Linked DNA regions of Mus musculus: region 1 is linked to region 2. A link is a loop called in an ENCODE intact Hi-C map of the cell type or tissue named here. Cell type or tissue: heart. All regions are shown on one strand. Each heading gives the region's core, and the rest is flanking DNA. Links, peaks and the distances in the headings are about the cores only.

Region 1 (9,500 bases), core at 757-8,756, 120 kb before region 2:
TTAGATTTACTGAATTTAGACTGACTCCAAACCCATGGTCTTTCCTATGGCAGGCACAAAGCCAACTCCTCCAGATGTACCCCTTCCTAGGGGAAGACCTCTGACAGCATTGGAAATGCTTGAACCCGAGGAGGTCCTGCGGGGTGGTAGGCACTAGATGTCACTATCCCACATTCTTTGACCCTGTGACATATTCTGGTCAAGCAGGGCCTTGCCAGAGCCTTCCTGGGGATTTATTTGCCTGTGGATCCCATGGGAGATGGTCTCTGGGTCAACCACTTTCCTTGATCAGGAACAAGAGGGGAACAGGTCTGGGATTCTTTGAGTTATCTCTCCTGCCAGAGGTCAAGTGACAACTAAAGAAGGCAGTGTGCAGAGGTAGAAATGGAGCAGTGTGGTGTGTGTAACCCAATCAACTCCAGGTCACCTAGCAACAGGAGCAGGATGAGATCTAGCCACGCCCCCAACCAACAAATGTAAACCCATCTCTAGAAAGGTTTCCAGAAGGAGAGTCAGTGTTTCTCCTGAAGCCTTTCAGGTGGTAACAAAGAAGGAAGCAGACCACCCAGCCGGAGGTAGAAGCTCCTACCCTTTCCTAACTGTATTGCACCAAAATCCTTTCTCCCCAAATTACTTTTCTTATGGTGTTGTCCTAGCAATAGAAACCTTACTAAGACACCAAGGCAACTCTTAACAAAGAAAGCACTGGGCTGGGCAGTGGTGGCGCACGCCTTTAAGCAGAGGCAGGAGGATTTCTGAGTTTGAGGCCAGCCTGGTCTACAAAGTGAGTTCCAGGACAGCCAGGGCTATACAGAGAAGCCTTGTCTCGAAAAATCAAAACAAAACAAAAACAAAAGACAAAATAAAATAAAGCATTGAAGTGGGGGCTTGATGGCAGTTTTAGAGTCTTAGTCCATTATGAGAAAGAGAGAGAGAGAGAGAGAGAGAGAGAGAGAGAGAGAGAGAAAGAGAGGCTGGGAGTGAGCTTTTGAAACCTCAAAGCCCATCCCTAGTGACACGCCTCCTAGCCCCTTAGTCTATGGGGGCCATTCTCATTCAAACCACCACATTCCACTCTGTGGCCCCCACAGGTTTGGAGCCATATCCTAACACAAAATGCATTCAGTCCAACTTCAACAGTCCCCATCGTCTATCAGTCTTAAAACTGTTTAAAAGTCCAAAGTCTCTTGTGAGACTCAAGGCCATCTCTTGTAACCTTGCAACCCCTGTAAAATCAAAATTTAAAAAAGCGGCCCACAGACTTCCAATATACAAGGCACACGGAATATACATGACTATTCCAAATGGGAGGACAGGGGGGTTAGTGAGGAAATGCTGGGCCCAAGCGAGACTGAAAACCAGAAACCAGCAGAACAAACTTCAAGTTCCGCATCTCTATGTCTGATTATTAAAGAGCTCTTTGGAACTTGAACTTCTTCCAGCTTTGTTGACTGCAACAGTTGCAAACAGAGGATGGGTCAGATAGTCCAAAATGACCATCTGCATGGTGGGAAAGCGGAGAACTCAGCGGCTGCTCAGTCCACGAGGCGGGCCACCTCAGCAATCCCAATCTGATGGCGGCTGTGGCAACAGCCTTTCCCAAAGATAGATCTCTTTGTATCTGGGACACCGTCAGAAGGTGCTGTCCATTCTAGGACACCTTCTTCCTCATTCAGTTAATCCTTCCCTCACAGGCCTGCCCAGAGGCGCGTCTCCTGGCTGATTCCTCTCCAATCAAATTGACAACCAAGATTAGCCGTCACATAGTGAAATGCCAACATACTACATACTTAACAGAAACAAAGTGCCTTGTCAAGGCATAACATTCCTAAAATGTCTCCCTATCCTCCACATCGTTGCCCTGTGTCTGCCAATCTCAGATGTTCACGAGTACCAGCATCTCTCAGAAACAAGGCCTTCGATGGGCAATTGGCATGACTTTGCATGCAACCCTGCCATTCAGACCAAGCATGGCTATGTTAAGATAGAGCACAAGCCCCCTCCCATGTGTGTGGTTCACACCAGAATCCCAGCATTCGGGGGTAAGGAAGGGGTCAGCAGGCTATAGCCAGCCTTGGTTTTGTAGTGTGTTCACACCAGCCCTAGGCTACATGAGACTGTTGTTGTTAAAGGATCATAAGTATAAATGTTTCCAATACAACCATTGGCACAAAGATGCTGTTCGTAGGAAAGTGTGTATTTTATGAAAACTCCGTATTAAAAACCACAAAGTGGTTCCTGAGCAAACATCTAGGGATGGTCTGCAGGATCTGCCAACCGATGTTTAACATTGAGACGGTGTGTGCCCAGCACTGTCCTGTGCACTGAAGAACACAGGAATCAATAGCATTGGTGTTTCCTTGACACCTGGAAGTTTCTGGCACCTGCTGCTGTTTCCCTTCAGTGTGCACCATAGCTGTCTTTGTGAAACATGAGAATCCACCTCCTTCTTTTTGTTTTCCTTGAGACAGAGTCTCACATAGTCCAGGCTGGCCTCAAACTCACTGTGAAGCCAAGATGATCTTGGACTCCTGATCCCTACACCCCTGCCCCCAAACACACACACACACACACACACACACACACACACACAGAGAGAGAGAGAGAGAGAGAGAGAGAGAGAGAGAGAGAGACAGAGAGAGAGAGAGAGAGAGAGAGAGAGAGAGAGAGAGAGAGAGAGAGAGAGAGTACTAGGGCTGCATTAGGATTGCTGGAGTTTGTCACCATGTCCAGTTTTCTACTGTGATGGGGATTGGACCCAGGAGTTCACACATACTAAGCAAACACTCTACCAACCGAGCTGCATCCCCAGCCCAGTGAATTGCCCCTCTGCTCTGATTCCCAGCGCTACTAAACACATCAAAACCCTGGTTTTTCCAGAAAAGACCAAGAGGAGAAGTGCCTCGGGCTGTGTTACCAGCACCTTCCACGTGCTCCACAGCCTTCTCCTCTCTCCACCCCAGGGCTCTGCCGGGTTCTTACACGTCCCTTATAAAACCAACTATTCTGTGTTCCAGGTCCACCTGGCAGGACAGGCAACCGTGGAAAACAAGGACCAAAGGGCAAAGCTGGGGCCATTGGCAGAGCTGGCCCTCGAGGACCCAAGGGGGTCAGTGGTACCCCCGGGAAGCATGGCACACCGGGCAAGAAGGGACCTAAGGGCAAAAAAGGGGAGCCTGGCCTCCCAGGCCCCTGCAGCTGCGGCAGTAGCCGAGCCAAGTCGGCCTTTTCCGTGGCGGTAACCAAGAGCTACCCACGCGAGCGACTGCCTATCAAGTTTGACAAGATTCTGATGAACGAGGGTGGCCACTACAACGCGTCCAGTGGCAAGTTCGTCTGCAGCGTGCCGGGGATCTATTACTTTACCTATGACATTACGCTGGCCAACAAACACCTGGCCATCGGCCTGGTGCACAATGGTCAGTACCGCATTCGGACTTTTGATGCCAACACGGGCAACCACGACGTGGCCTCGGGCTCCACCATCCTAGCTCTCAAGGAGGGTGATGAAGTCTGGCTGCAGATCTTCTACTCAGAGCAGAATGGCCTCTTCTACGACCCTTACTGGACCGACAGCCTGTTCACCGGCTTCCTCATCTACGCTGACCAAGGAGACCCCAACGAGGTATAGACAAGCCGGGGTTGAGCCTTGAGGTAGGGACTAAGAGTCTGCGTGGGTGCCTGGAGGAAGATCCCTCGACTGGGGCTGTGGACTGACAATCTTGGGATCTTTTATTCCCAGGCAGGCCTCCTCTATTGCTGCTTAAAAAAGAAATCATTAAATCCAAGCTATTGATTCATCTATTTCTCTGTCCATCACCAATGGTCTTAGTATCTGTTGAGTAACCAGCACTGGGCTATACTCCATGAGGTACATACACCAGTGGGAAGACAGAGTGCCTATCCTCCCGGAAATACAATTCACAAATAAAGAGCAAATTATATAAATGGCCATAGGGACATAGCTGACATGTTTATTTAATATAGAGTTCATCTCTTAAGTCTACTTGCATGCAGACATACATTTTACGTGGAAAACATGGATTTTGACTTACATGTGTACCCTGTACCACTACATAGATGGGGGTGGGGGGACAACTACCACTCTTCCGACCCCTGCTCCCACCCCCATACCCCACCCTCCACCCCCATCTCTCATAGCTCTCTGAGATTCCTTCAACCAGGACACAGCTACTCCTCTGCTTCCGTTGGGATTGCGTTTAAAACACAATAAGTTTTAAAATATTGCTCAGTTAAAGATACATTCAAAAGTGAGCATTGGGGCCCAGCCACATGGCACACAGAAGAGCAATTGTTCACCCTGACAGGTTGCCTACTGTCACTGTTGCAAAAGCCAATGTCCTACACAGGGACAGTGAGGGGAAAGATCAAAATTCCAGGCAGTTCCTGCTGAACGTGTGTTATATTTATACCTTCCAAAGTCAAAAATCCGTAGGTCAAAGAATTGTAAATCAGAGCCCATGAGTGCACAGAGGAGCTGGGCTCTGAAGCAGGACACAGGGCAACAGGAGAACCTGAAAGGAATGTTCTTCGAGCAAAATGACCTGGTCGCCGGTACAAATGCCCTCTCTACACAGGGAAGAGCTGGGTGCTCTTTAGGAACTGACTGAAGCCAGAAGAATTGGGCAGTTAAGAAGAAGAGACTTGAGACTTGTGAGGGTGGAAGATCACAAAGACCCTCATAATCATGTTCCTTCCTATTAGAAAGCTGCTTTAGCTTCTGCCTGTAACTCCAGCATTCTGCTGGCTGAGGCAGGAGGATTGCATTGAGTTCAAAGCCAGTCTGGGCTAAGGGTGAAACTTTCTCAAGAAAAAAGAAAAAGAGTATTAATTTACCAGTATGCAGAGGGAGTATGACATTACAATGGGGTAATCCTGAGCCTCCTCAGAATGTAAGCGCTGTTCATCAAGGACCCAGGCTTTTTATTATTATTTGCTGGCCCACTGCTCGGTCGGTGATGAAGAGCAGGGTTTCACTGCGTGCCTGGTGGCAGGAATGAATAGCACTGAGATGAGTCTACCCTGGTCAGGTGTTTTCAGAATACAGGGCTAAAGAAGCCTCCATGCCAGAATGCGGTAAGCCCATGATCAACGCTTAGAGATTTTCCTATCTGATAGGGTCAAACATTCAAGCAGCTTGCGCTCACTGCCCCCTGGTGGATACTCATGGAACAACAGGTAGGGCATGGGCTGGTCCTGGGAAGCGTGGGCCCAGTGCTAACAAAATAAGGTTTATTTAATCATTCTCACTGAGTCCACCACAAATGCAATGGGGTGGGTAAGTGTCTAGAAACCAGGCAGTACTCTGTGGCCCAAACAGATCAACAGGTGGGCAGGGGTTCTGCCCGGGGTCCCCGCAGAAGGGTCAGCCTCTGAGATGGACTGGCACCTTCATTTGTAAACAGTTTTTTCTTTTCCTTTCTCTAAAAAAAAAATTTTTTTTAAACCAGGCATGATGATGAGAATCCCAGCACTCAGGAGGCAGAGGCAGGTGAATCTCTGTGAGTTGGAGGATAGCCTGATCTACATAACAAATGCCAGGCTAGCTAGGGCTACATGGTAAGACCCTCGTTCCTAGTCCTGTCTGTGGCTTCTTGAATGCCTTGAGAAGCTGGGCCTGTTTGCGGTCTTCCCTTTATGTAGGTACTGAAGAAGACCTAGAACTTGGTGAGCCTTTAATCCAAAGGCTCTCTCTCCTTCAATACACTCTTTGAAAAGCAGCTTCCCGCCTCACGGTTTTCGAGACAGGGTTTCTCTGTGCAGTCCTGCTGTCCTGGAACTTGCTCTGTCAACTGGGCTGGCCTGGAACTCAAAGAAGTCCGCCTGCTGGGATTAAGGCCTGTGCCACCAGACCCCAGTTCAGTGCATTCTTTGAAGGGCAGCTACCCCCTTCTGAAGCAGCCTGGAGAACCCCACCTCTGATCATGACAGTGCAGAGAGCTTCCAGCCCACACTGACAGACAGACCTTAGGTCTCCCCTGGCAAGTGCGTGTTGTACTCCGTTTACATAAGGGCTTTTCCTCTGCAGGTTGATGATCAAAATTATGGCAGGGGAGAAGTCTGACACCCATCTCAGACACAAATTTTAAAAGATGACCAAAGACTCAATAATATATACAGATAATATTTTAATAGAGAATGTTAGTAAATCAAGATTAATACAAAAACAAAGAGCAAAAGTCAAAGTTGGGATTGACAGGGCTGGAATTAGGGTGAGGTAAAGGAGAGACAGTGCGGGGGTGGGGGCGAGTCGGTTCTACAAGTACAGAATGCATCAAAGTTACATTGGAGGCTTGACAACCACCCCCCCAGCCTCCCCAGCTCCCCAGCCCCCCAGCCCCAACCCACTCTCTCCTATCCCCACCCCACTCTTCACCCCCACCATAATAGGAAGAAACGGCTTCCGGGCTGCATGTAATTCTTACTTGTGCCACTAGAGGGAGCACACCTACCGCACAAACCTCCAATAAGCCACAGGGGGCTGGAAAAACCAGCAGGCCTCTGCAGCAGACAGTTTCCTAGCCTCAGAGCCCAAGACAAAAGGGAGAGTCTCAGGCCAGGGTTCTAGGGTGGCTGTGATCTTGTGCTGGGAAAAAAGAAAAAGAAAGAAAAGGAATAAAATCAGTCTCACCTTTTCCAGACATCTGCACTTGGGACAGAGTTTTGAGCTCCCTGTTTGTGTCAGAGACCAGCCTGAGATGGGGCAGGAGTACCAGCTCTTGTTAAGCAAGAACGGGGTCCAGTCCTGAGTGTCTTGGGGTCCCCTGTGTGGTTTGGGTGATAACGTTTGTGACTTCAGCAAAATGAACGGCTGGGCCAGAAGATCTCAGGACCAATGTAGGCATCAAATGTTGATCTCTCTCTCTCTTCAAAGCAGTCAGGAAAGGACGACAACACACGCACAATGAGTAGCATTGCTGAGGGAATCAGCCAGCGTCTAAATCTCCACACTCAGGCCTCTGCTTCTACTGAAGACGTGTGTGTGTGTGTGTGTGTGTGTGTGTGTGTGTGTGTGTGTGTACACGCATGCACACACTGAGGCCAGAGAAAAATAGCGGGTGTCCTGATTTACCATTTCTCATCTTATTCCCTTGAGTCCGAATCTGTCACTGAACTTGGATCTCTGCTGATGACTGACAATCCCCAGCAATCCTCCTGTCTCTGTCCCCAATAGAACTAGAGTGACAGACTTGTGTTCATGCATGCCAGGCTTGTATGTGAGTTTGGGGAAAATCTGTATTTAGGGCCTTTTCTGCCCCTAACCTGCTTTTCTGGCCAATGCTTTTACACACTGAGCCATCTTCCCACCCCTCAGTGAAGACTTCTGTTATAACAAATCACTGTCAAATCTCCTGAGCTACACTAGAAATGGCGGCAACGTTTACTGAACACTGGCAGCAGGCCGCCTTTGATGTGTGCGGACTGCTCCACAGTTCACACTATTGTCAGCAGCTTCCAAGACCACCAACCTCACTTCATAGACACGGGGAAGCAGAGACCACAGATAGGGGGCCCCTGTGAGCAGGTCTGTCTACCCCATGCTTCCCAGCGGGAGGAGCCTGATAAACCAGAACTGTCTAGGCTTTGACAAGTTTCTGAGTAGGATAGAGTTGGTTCCGAGGGGGTCTCAGGTCAGACCTTTGAAGCCATTTGGTACCACAACCTACCCAGGCTTTCAGAGCAGTGGCTCGCCTCTCCTTGGGACCCTCTGATTCCATAGTCTGAGAGTCACAGACCCAGCTCCTTGCACATGGGTCTGATGACAGGAGACCCTACGTTAGTGTAGCTCCCTCACTCTTCAAGAGCTATACCCTTTCCCTGCTGTAGAAACAGAAGCCTAAAAAGAACTTTCCAGAAAAGGCCACAGATAGCTCAGGGAAAATGCCACACCCTCCCCCACCCCACATTTAAGACATTCTTCATCTACTTCCTAATTTTTTCCCCTCACATTAGTGCTAATTTAAAGACAAGATCAGAGCTGATGCCGTCATCACCACAGCCAGCTTCTTGTGTCTGCCTCACACAGAATCTTCCCGCTGAGGCTGGCAACCCTCCAGCATGGTTTCCTAGGGTGAGTCATTTACTACACAAGCAGAGCTGCACATGGAGGTCTCTGAGATCAAAGACTAAGGCATTCACCCAGAGAGCGGGCCATCTTCTCAGCTGACCCACCATCCCTTGGCTAAGCCCTGTGGGCAAATGGCTTTCAGGGCTTCTGAAGAGTAGCCCCTAAATGGCTGCTAGACTTGGCCAAGTTTGCATTCAACAAATATTTACTGAATTGCATCTATGTGCCAAGCTTCACCTTAGGCACGGGGGACCCTGAGGTGAGCTTAGGACTGGATACAGGAGACAGACATCGGGAAAATAGTCACACAAATACAAGCAAGATGTCCACACGAATGGCAATAAGAGGCTTTGTCTGACAAGGTGTAGGGCACACTTTACTGGTAGTCACAACGGAGCTGGGGGGAAGTGGGAGTGAGGCAGAGGGTCCAGGGATAAAAGGCATTTGTTGCAGAGTAGGGTTTTTTTTTTTTACATGCAAAAGCCCTGTGGGAGACAAAGTGTGGAAGGAATCAAAGACCCCACCTCTCTCCTCAGGGTGGAGCAAGATGAAGCACACCATCAGCTGAGCTCCACTTCAAAGGCTGAGATGGCAAATGGAAGGCACACACCTTGACCCTGAGAGTAGCAGAAACCATAGAATGAGTTTAAGTGGGCAAGCGGTGTATGCCACCCACCTGACTGCATGCAGATGCGGCGGTTTGTATATGCTACTCAGGGAGTGGCACTATTAGAAGGTGTGGCCCTGCTGGAGTAGGTGTGGCCCTGTTGGAGCAGGTGTGTCACTCTGGGTGTGGGCTTTAAGACCCTCATCCTAACTGCCTGGAAGCCAGTATTCTGCTAGCAGCCTTCAGATAAAGATGTAGAACTCTCAGCTCCTCCTGCACCATGCCTGCCTAGATGCTGCCATGTTCCTGCCTTGATGACAATGAACTGAACCTCTGAACCTGTAAGCCAGCCTCATTTAAATGTTGATCTTTATAAGAGTTGCCTTGGTCATGATGTCTGTTCACAGCAGTAAAACCCTAACTAAGACAGTGGGTTTGGAGGTCACTCCTGTGGTTTTAAGAACAGTTCAACCTAGCCTGAGGCAAGGCCGTCTACCAGAGTGCTCAGCCTTAAGAAGCCAGAACAATCAAAGCAGGTACTGACAGAAGTTCTCCATAGCTCAGCCTTGCGCATGAGCTTTCACAGATTAAAACACTTGCCCTTGAGAATGACATATAAGTGTATTCTATGATGCACTTTGATGGATGAGGACAGAGAGTCAGGAAATTGGTAGAGGTCACCCAGTAGAGAAGCAGCAGAACGGCCAGCCCAGTCCAAGTCAGTCTAACCCCAGAGCCAGGTGACTAATGAATGCAGCGCCCCAAAGAAAAGCTGTATGAGCCTCAGCCTCCTCTTCATTCAAA
Region 2 (9,500 bases), core at 653-8,652:
ATGCCTAATGAATTTCTAATGAACTCATTTGGTGTTAATGCAGTGTGTAATTCTGCAGGACACTTATTATGACTTAGCCTTATTAAGCCTCTAGTTACTGGGAACTACTATTGCTCTAAGCTCAGATGCAAAGAAGAGTAATTATGTAGGGCAGGCAGCTAAATTATGGAAAGGATTGGACATGCAGATAATGCCAAGAAGTGGCCTGGAAACTCCTATATTCCTCTTTCTTTGGGGTACCTGAAGGTCAGTGTGTTTTAAAGTCATCCAGAAGGCCCTATCCCCATAGGCTACACATCCCACCCCCCTGTCTGCTACTTTAGGCCTAGATCTCTATCTAACATTGGGAGAGATGCTTTCGTATTTGAAATGCTGTTCCAGGCTGAAAGGTGATGCATAGCACAGTCCACAGAGCAGTCAGAGATAGCTTATCTCATCTAATCATCAGATTACATCATTTGCTATCAATGAGCCCCTTTGACAGATAAGGAGGTTGAGGTTCACAGAGGTGAGGCAACTGACTTCCAGAACCCATACCCACTGATTCTCTTTGCAGCTTACTTCTCGTTTCTTGCCAACTATGATTGTGTGTGTGTGTGTGTGTGTGTGTGTCTCATAGTTCCACATGAGCCCTTTCTAATAGTTTATCCAGGTGTTTTTCTTGCACTGTATATTGTATATTTTTCAATTGCTATAACAAAATACCAGAGGCTAGGTAACTTAAAAAGAAAGGAAATGTACTTTGCTCATAATTTTATATGCTGAAACTTCAAATGGTATACCAAGTCTTACAAAGGCTCCCTGATTACATTATGTAATGGCTAATAGCCCGGGAGTACTTTTGGGAGACAGAGAGTTCTCATGTAGGTATGGGGTAGTCCTGATTTAGGCATGGTAGTTCATGCCTGTAATCTCAGTGCTTGGGAGGCTCAAACAGGAGCATTGCTAAGAGTTTCAGACCACTCTGGACTACATAACAATGCCTATTTCTGAGGGCTGGGTTTTGATAGCCCACTTGATAGAGAGCTTGCCTGGCATTCAGTAAAGCCCTGGATGCAGGGTAGTGCAAGCTTAAAACCTGAGTGCTGACAAGGTGCAGGCAGGAGGTTCACGAGTTCTAGGTCATCCTTGACCACAAGGGCCAGCCTGGAGAATATATAACACGAGTCTCAAAAACATTCTGAATAATTCTAAAAGATCAAGAATTTGATAAGGGTGTAGCTGGACAGTCAGATGGCACCCCATGGGTTTGATGAGTAGCAGCTGGGCTGGCTCCACTCAGGTGCCCAGCATACCAGTGCTCCTCAGTGTGGCTCCCCTCTCTCTTCATGTGACTAGCTGGGGCTTCCTTCCAACATGGCAGCACCGGGCTAACTGGACTCATTCACAGATGACCCCCTCTCAGTCCTCTTTAAGCATGGGTGCAGAAATGTCAGAGCATTGCTTCCACAAACCCTCAAGAGGAGGAGAATAGATTATTTTTTTCTTATTGGCAGATGGTAGGGAATATACTAGACTCACTGGCGGCTACCTTTGGCAACTGCCACTGTGGGAAATTGTACTGAACATCAGGGTGGCTGTCTGGGCACACCATGTGTCTGAAAGTGTGCGCTCAACGGGAGATGTCTATGTGGGTGTTGTATGTGAGTGTGCACTTGTTTGTTTAGCAGACAGGCCTGTTTGGGCATGAGTGAAGAACTGTGTCTGCCTCTACACATAAGGAGATGCACACATACAGGTCTCTCTGTTGTCCTGAGCTAGAGGCTATAGCATGAAGAGAAAGGAAATGTATGCAAGCTTAGTAAAGGAAGTTCACGGGGCTGACCCTCATTAGCAGAGTCTTTCTTGGCTAGGATCCCTGAGAGCAAGTCTTAGACGATGTAACGAACTAATCATTACGAGGATCTTGCCCTTCACTGGGAGGCCTTGGGTCCCCAGCCAAGCGGAAGATCCTGCCCTTGTCACACCCATCAGAAACACCATTCGAGCAGGAAAGAAGATGTCCGTATCACTTTCATTCCAGGCCTAGCAGCCAGTGGGAAAGCTTTGCAGCTATTACCCCCTTCCTGCCCCCATTCTTCCCCACCCACGATGCTGTAAAACTCCTTACCCCCATCTCCCCTCTCAGAGCAGGAAGTCAGAGCTCAAGGATGCTAGCAGGGTGAGGCCTCCTGCCTGGGAAAGGCTTCTTCACGTTCACCACCATGTGTTCTGGAATAAGGAAATACAGTGGTACCGGGTGTGGTCCCGCAGGACCGGTCCTCCAAGTGCTCAGGAGGTTGAGTGGAAGTGGCACAGGTTTGAAGCCTACTTGGCCAACAGAATGAAAATGTGCCTAAAACTAGGAAGGAGAGGCCAAAAGACAATACACTTAACACCAAGCCTGAGTTCAATGCCCAGGTCCCACATGGTGGAGAGGACAGACTCCCATAAGTTATCCTCTGACCTCATGCATGTATACATGCATGCGTGTACACACACACACACACACACACACACACACACACACACACACTTCAAATGTTTTTTTTTAATTTTAAAAAAAATTAAAAGGGAGAAAAAGATGGTTCAGTAGTTAAGACCACTTGTTCTTGCAAAGGACTCAGGTTCCATCCCAGCACCCAGATGGTGCACAGCTCTCTGTAACTCCAGTTTTAGGTGACCCAATGCCCTCTTCTGACCTTCCAGGGCACCAAGCACACATACGATGCAGATGCGTACATGTGGAGGTAAAACATTCATAAACAAAATAAAAATGATGAAATCTAATTTTTAAAATTGTTTTTAATTAAAAGAGGATTGGGAAGAAGATAAATGTGAGAGTGAGACGAGAAGATGGAGAAAATAAAAATAAAAGAAAAAGAAAGAAAGCCAGGCATGAATGTGGTGGTGTACGCTTATAATCACAGCACTTGGGAGGCTAAGGCAGGAGGATCGAGTTAAGTTCAAGGCCATCCTGGGCTATGTAGTGTGTTCTTTTATGGGGGGGGGGGAGAGGGAGGGGAGGGGAGGGGAGGGGAGGGGAGGGGGAGGGGAGGAAGGGAGGACAAGGGAGGGAAGGGGAAGGGAGGGAAAAAAGTGATACAATGGTCATTGGGGGCAGGGGAGATTTGATCCTGGTGAGGAGAAAAAGGGGATTTATCTTCATTTCTGAGACAGGGTCTCTTGTAGCCAGGCTAGCCTCGAACTTTCTGTGTAGCCAAGGTTGGCCCTGTTCCACCTCCTTAATACTAGGGTTGTAGGAGTGCACCACCATGCCTGACTTTGAGTATTCTGTTATGTGAGTAAAATGGTAGCTGGAAAGGTCACTGTTTTATTTCTATCTCTGAGAGTCTGTCTGTAGGCTCAATCCCCTCAGACAGAACAACTAGGTCAGAGGTCACTAGCAGAGCTTCTCTGTGAGGGTTCCACCAGTGCGCCCCTTACCCCTACCTCAACAGTGTTTGAAACCATCTCTTCCTTCCTACCACCCGAGCTGCAAGTGGGGAGACATTAGCATGGTCAGAAGGTTTTTGTTGTTGTTGTTTTTAGAGACAGGGTTTCTCTGTATAGCCCTGGCTGTCCTGGAACTCACTTTGTAGACCAGGCTGGTCTCGAACTCAGAAATCTGCCTGCCTCTGCCTCTGCCTCCCGAGTGCCCTTCATTGTTTAAGGCTTTTCTGACTAACGCGTTGGTGGACGTCATCTTCTTTAGAGAGTTTGCTAAGCTTTTGGATTCGGCTAGCTCTTCTGTTCCCCAACCGCAGAGGCACAGCAGTATCTGTCAGTCTGGGAACATTGCTCTCTCCTCTCTTATATAACCAAGTTGAGGATGCTCAGGTTGACATTAATAATGTATCCCAGACAGACTTGTGCTTCTCTAGGACGTCCCAGAGAAGTCTATGGCACAAAGACAGATAATGTCCCTAAGGAACTAAGGACGGGAGTTCCTGTGGCTTTGCCTGGCACAGAGACCGCTCCCCAAAGAAGAGACCAGAGTGCACATCCTGTTTCCAGTGCTCTCTACCCAAAAGAGTTTCTGCCTGAGAGTCAAAAGATAGGGGTATGGTTCCAGTTCTACCTTAGCTGGTCATGGGCCTATAGACTAACCCCAGGCACAGGTATAAGCATTCACAGCCCTAATACATCATGCTCAGAGGTTAAGAGACCTGTCCAGGCTCATTTAACAGCAGTATTTGAACCTGTTTAGCACCACGTTTCCACTTTGGGCTGGAGCCTTAGTTTATCCTTCAGTGAGATAAAGCAGCCTTATTTTCCCTCATCTTCTGTCTCGGAAAGAGAGATGTTGGGTCGGTGCTCAGTCAGACAGCCAAGTGGCTGTGGGTAGGGTTGTGGAGCCCCAGGGTTAAGTGGAGCAAGTCTCCCTTTCCGTTTCCCCTAGGCAGGCCTCCCAGGAAGCATCACTGTCCTTCTGGCTTAAGGGAAATTGTTATGCTGTGAGCACTCAAGTGAGCAGGTCGATTCCATGTCTGTCTTTCTGTGTCACACTGGCACGGATCCCAGGATGGGGCCAACCTATATGTGCTGACAGAGACTGAGGAGAAGGGCTGAGGGTAAAGTAGAAGAGGAAAACCCTGGAGAGAGGAGAGACAGAGGAAGAAAGGCCTCAGAAACAAAGACAGCACGCCTCCCAGGCAGCTGGCAGCCCTGGAGACAGATACTGTGAGTTGGAGCGCCCCCTAGTGATCACCTTCATATAACCTGACCAGGGAGATTCAGGATAAGAGTACCAGGCACTAGCCCAGAAAAGCCAGCCTCGTAATAGCAACAACCGGATCCCCACAAAAGAGCCACGGAGATGGCTGCAAAGAGGAAAGTGCTCTTCTAAGTATCACGTGGAAAGTGTAAAGAGTCCCCAAGCATCTTCAGCCCGGACATGCTTCTCTTTTGCCTCAAAGACTTCTTGCCTCCTCCACACACATACCACTGTCTTCATCACTTGACTGTGACCAGGTCACACACACCACAGAGCAAGACATGCCAATATTGCCAATGGCATGCAGAGCCAACACACCAAAGATCTCTGGAGACCACCGAGGAAGTCCTTGTTCATTTGTCTACTCAATAAACACATGTTAAGTGTCTAATGTGTGTGCCAAACTGTAGGCCCTTATGGGTACAGCAAAGATAGGCCACAGCTAGGTTATAGAGATAGGGAGGGGCCACCCTGGGCTATGCAGAAACTTCCTGTCAGACCTTGTCCAAACGGAAGGATGAGGAAGGAGCCAGTATGTCGGTATTAACCAGTAACCCTAGAACACAGGAGGAATCAGTAGTTCACGGTTGACCTTGGCTCTATACTGAGTTTGAGGCCTTACTGGGCTAAATGAAACTCCCCCAAAAGAAAGTGGTGATGTGTCCCTGTAACCCAGCATTTATGAGACAGAGGCAGAACGATTAGTTCTGCTAAATTTGGCCATATAACAAGAGCCAGATCATGAAATAAAAAGGCTGGGAATGGCCTCAGTGGGTAGATAACTTACCCAGCATGCCCAGGGCCAAGCCTGGGTCCCCAGTAAGAAGGAGGAGTGTATAATGGGTGGTGTACTGATACTTGAAAACGTCATTTTCAGACAGGGAGGGAAAGAGGGAAGAAGCTGGTCTGACACGGCATGTCTGTGTAGACGCCATGTGATGTGTAGTGGATGCAGAGTGAGGATAAGCAGGGGGGTTCAGGCAAAGGTTCAGCTTGCGCAGAAGCTGGGGCAGCGGGAGCGTAGCGTTCCGCGTGCATAGGTGGAGGCAAAGCCTGTGTGGCTAGAGCGTGGTGGCCAAAGGAAAATGAGATTAGCTACAGTGACAGGAGGGTAGACTGCGTGGACAGGGCAGCTGAGACCAGGTCGGTCCTCAGACAGCTTTGATCACGGGGATATCATTCCTAGATTTATACAGACTGGTTGATTTATTGACTGACTCGGGGTTTCACGTAAGGCCCCGGTTGGCCTGGAACTCACTATGTAGCAGGCTGACCTTGAACTTCAGGACAGTCTTGCCTGTGTTTCCCAAGGACTGGTTTTCAAGGCCCGAGTCACCACGTTTGACTGAAGCCCAGGTTGAACTTGTACTCACTATGTAGGTCTCCAGGTCTGATTATTTAGTTGTTATGGTTTTGTTTCACTTTTTGTTTGTTTTAGTTTTTTCAAAACAGCATTTCTCTGTGTAGCTGTGGCTGCTCTGCAGCTTCCTTTGTAGCTCAGGCTGGCCTCAAACTCGGAGATCCGCTGCCTCTGCCTCCCTGCTGAAATAAAGGCCTGTACCACCACCACCTGGCTTTGTTACTCTTTTTTTTTTTTTAAGATTTATTTATTTATTATCTATAAGTACACTGTAGCTGTCTTCATACACACCAGAAGAGGGCATCAGATCTCATCACAGATGATTGTGAGCCACCATGTGGTTGCTGGGATTTGAACTCAGGACCTCTGGAAGAACAGTCAGTGCTCTTAACAGCTGAGGCATCTCTCCAGCCCCTTTGTTACTCTTAAAAAACTTATTTGTTACTTGTTTTTGGCTGTACTTAAACTTAGAAGTAGAAACTTTTAGTGAGATACATTGCATCTCTTGGCAGTCTGTGCCTAGTGTTTTCCTTTGGCTTCCTTCATTCTCTTGGCCAAAAGCTTAGCATATTCTACAGCTGCCTCCTCCTCCTCCTCTTCCTCGTTTTTCTCAGTGTGTCATTCCTTCCGTGGAGTAATAGACCAGTACTTGTGTTACAGAATAGGTAGCGTGACAAAACACTGAACTATGAGTGCTTTGGTCCTGGGCTTCTTCACTTCTTTGTTTAAGGGCTTTCTGATTAACATATTGAGGACGTCATCATCTATCTATCTATCTATCTATCTATCTATCTATCTATCTATCTATCTAATGTATGAGTGTTCTGCTGCACGCATATCCACAGGCCAGAAGAGGGCATCAGATCCCCTTTAAGATGGTTGTAAGCCACCATGTGGTTGCTGGGAATTGAACTCCGGACCTCTGGAAGAGCAGCCAATGCTCTTAACCAATCACTAAGCCATCTCACCTGCCCAAGGACGTCATCTTCTTTAGAGAGATTAAAAAGCTGCTGGATTCTACTAACTCTTTTGCTCCCCAGCCACTGAGGCACAGTATTTATCTGCCAGTCTGGGAACATCCTTCTCTCCTCTTTTATATAACCAAGTTGAGAACACTCAGACTGACATCTGTAATGTATCCAAAGACAGCTCGCCTTGGTCTATAACAACAATGCCCTGACTGAACAGAAGGGGCATTCTTCATAGGTCAAAACACCTTACTTCATGAGAAAACCTTATTTGCTGTTCCCACCACTAGTTCAGATCACATAACCTTTCCCTTTGTCTTAGTTAGGGTTTTGCTGCTGTGAACAGACACCATGACCGAGGCAGCTCTTATAAGGACAACATTTAATTGAAGCTGGCTTACAGGGTTTAGAGGTTCAATCCATTATCATCAAGGTGGGAGCATTGGCAGTGCTCTGGCAGGCACGGTACAGAAAGAGCTGAGAGTTCTACATTTTGTTCTGAAGGCAAACAGGAAAAGACTGGCTTCCAGGAAGCTAGGATAAGGGTCTTAAAGCCCAGGCCCACAGTAGCACACTTCCTCCAACAAGGCCACACACCTCCTAATAGTACCATTCCCTGGGCCAAGCATATACAAACCACCACACCACTCTTGACCCCGAGTATCAGCAGCTTCTCCTGTAGCCATGCCCTCAGTACAAAGCTGTTGTTCGTCCACTTGGCAGCTGGTATCACCTTAACACAGCGGATCACGTAGGAGGTGCCACGTAGGAGGTGCCACGAAAACCAGCGGATTTTCATGTTTAACAGGTTCTTCATCTACTTTGTGGAGAATAAAGGCTATAATGAGTGAGTATAGAAGCAGGAAAACCAGCAAGGCTCTGTGATCAGGAATCAAAGAATTTTTTTTAAAGGAACAAATTTACTTTGGTTTACCATTGGATTAGATACAGTCTGTCATGGCGGGAAGGCCTGGCAACAAGACCTTGAGGGTAAGACAACTGGTTACATTGTGTTTGGAGAGATGAATACTGATGCTCCCTAAAGAATTTAAAAAGCAAGGTGGACAGGTGTGGGGAAAGAAAAGGATGGGAGAAACGCCAGAGCTCGGACACTGGAGACTGCCACACACTCTCCACACCGCCACCACCGGATGGTCATCTGGCTGTGGGAAGTCCTCGGGGTTGGAGAGGGAGCAGTCCAGGGTGAGGCCTCACAGAGTCCAGGGATGACAGGTTCTAGCTCTTGGGCATTGCAGGATGTCGCTGGACACCCAGGAAGAGCTGAGAACAGGTGCCCCCACACACACACGGGGTGGCAGTGGCCCTGGCCAAAAGGAAAAAAGGGGGTTGGGGGAAGGCACTTGGTAGTTCCCTTGAGGGGGAGAGCCCTTGGTGTGGTTTGGTGGCTGTAAACCCTGGGAAGGCCTTCCTGTGAGAGATTAGATGAGGCTCTTTAGGGGAAGGCCTATTCAACTGGCTAGCATGGCAAGTCTAGATGAAAAGAGGCAATCGGTGGTTTTAGAGCTTTATTGTAGAAAACAAGAGAGAGAGAAAAGGTAGAGAAGTAGAGGCTGGCCATGGCCACATGGAGAGAGAGGAGAAGGGAGAGAGAGAAGGAGAGCAAGAGGTGAAAGTGAGAGAACAAGAGCTTAAGAGAAAGAGAGGAGGAGCCAAGCAGCCCCTTTTATAGTGGGCTGGGCTACCTTGTTGTTGCCGGGTAACTGTGGGGCGGAGCATACCTGGCTATTGCCAGGTGACTGTGGGGGATGGAGTTCAGACAGCCTACGTGACTGATGGCCACAGAATTATGGAGCTGGGGGCCTCATGGTGTCAGGAGCCTATGTCTGGGAGCATGGCAAACGGGCCTTCCATCCCTAGCAGATTAATCTGTTGGGTCTCTGGGGTTTAAACCTAGCTCAACCAGAAAACAGGCTGCCTTTCACGATCCCACAGACAGGACCACCAGGGGAGCGTCTGGATGCATGAGAGCATCTGAACACAGAGGAGCATCCAGAACCCGGGGAGAAGCACAGAATAGGCGAGGTGCTTTCCATTCCTCCTCCCGGCTGGGTGGGGAGTTCACTCGGCATCTCTCAGGTTGATGAGAGGAGGAGGAAGGGCCCAAGACTCTGGCAGGAGGGAATGAAGGCCCACAGTCTTTCATGTGTTCAGAACATGGAGACCCAGGGCCCTTAGGATGCTCTCCCTTTGTCTGCAACCCCTCTCCCCACCTCCACTCTCCTTTTTCCTCTTTCTATCCTTCCCTCTGCAGCTCCTTTCCCTTCCTTCCCTTCCCTTCTCCCCTCCCCAACCCTACCCCAGAGGCAGGCCTTATCTGGAGGAAGGCAGCTGGAGGAACTACAGTTTCTGTGAAGCTGTCTGAAGCTCTCTGCCTTCCACATTCCTCATGGCTTACTGCAGAACTCCTCCCCAAATCCACAGTTCACAATGGGAGACCAATTTGTCTCCCCGGGAC

What was found. Peaks named below come from ENCODE experiments on the same cell type or tissue, not always from the same donor. Only the 100,000 strongest peaks of a DNase experiment are listed, where the experiment ranks them.
Region 1: it touches region 2 in a loop (5-fold over the local background); 17 of 42 quality-filtered maps call a loop at or near these places.

What each region holds. Positions count from the first base shown.
Region 1 is chr11:43,487,707-43,497,206 of GRCm38, forward strand. C1qtnf2 (C1q and tumor necrosis factor related protein 2) reads left to right here. Exons shown (of 4, transcript NM_026979.5): 4 at 3,018-3,819. The coding sequence ends at 3,631. Among named protein-coding and RNA genes, the nearest start is that of C1qtnf2, 18 kb to the left of the region's middle. In heart, for the core only: CTCF peaks have their summits at 6,478 (motif pointing right) and 7,511; DNase peaks (open chromatin) are centred at 5,175, 6,455 and 8,075; H3K27ac peaks cover 298 bases.
Region 2 is chr11:43,608,615-43,618,114 of GRCm38, forward strand. It overlaps the pseudogene Gm12149. Among named protein-coding and RNA genes, the nearest start is that of Fabp6, 12 kb to the left of the region's middle. In heart, for the core only: a CTCF peak has its summit at 4,677 (motif pointing left); a DNase peak (open chromatin) is centred at 4,647; H3K27ac peaks cover 1,549 bases.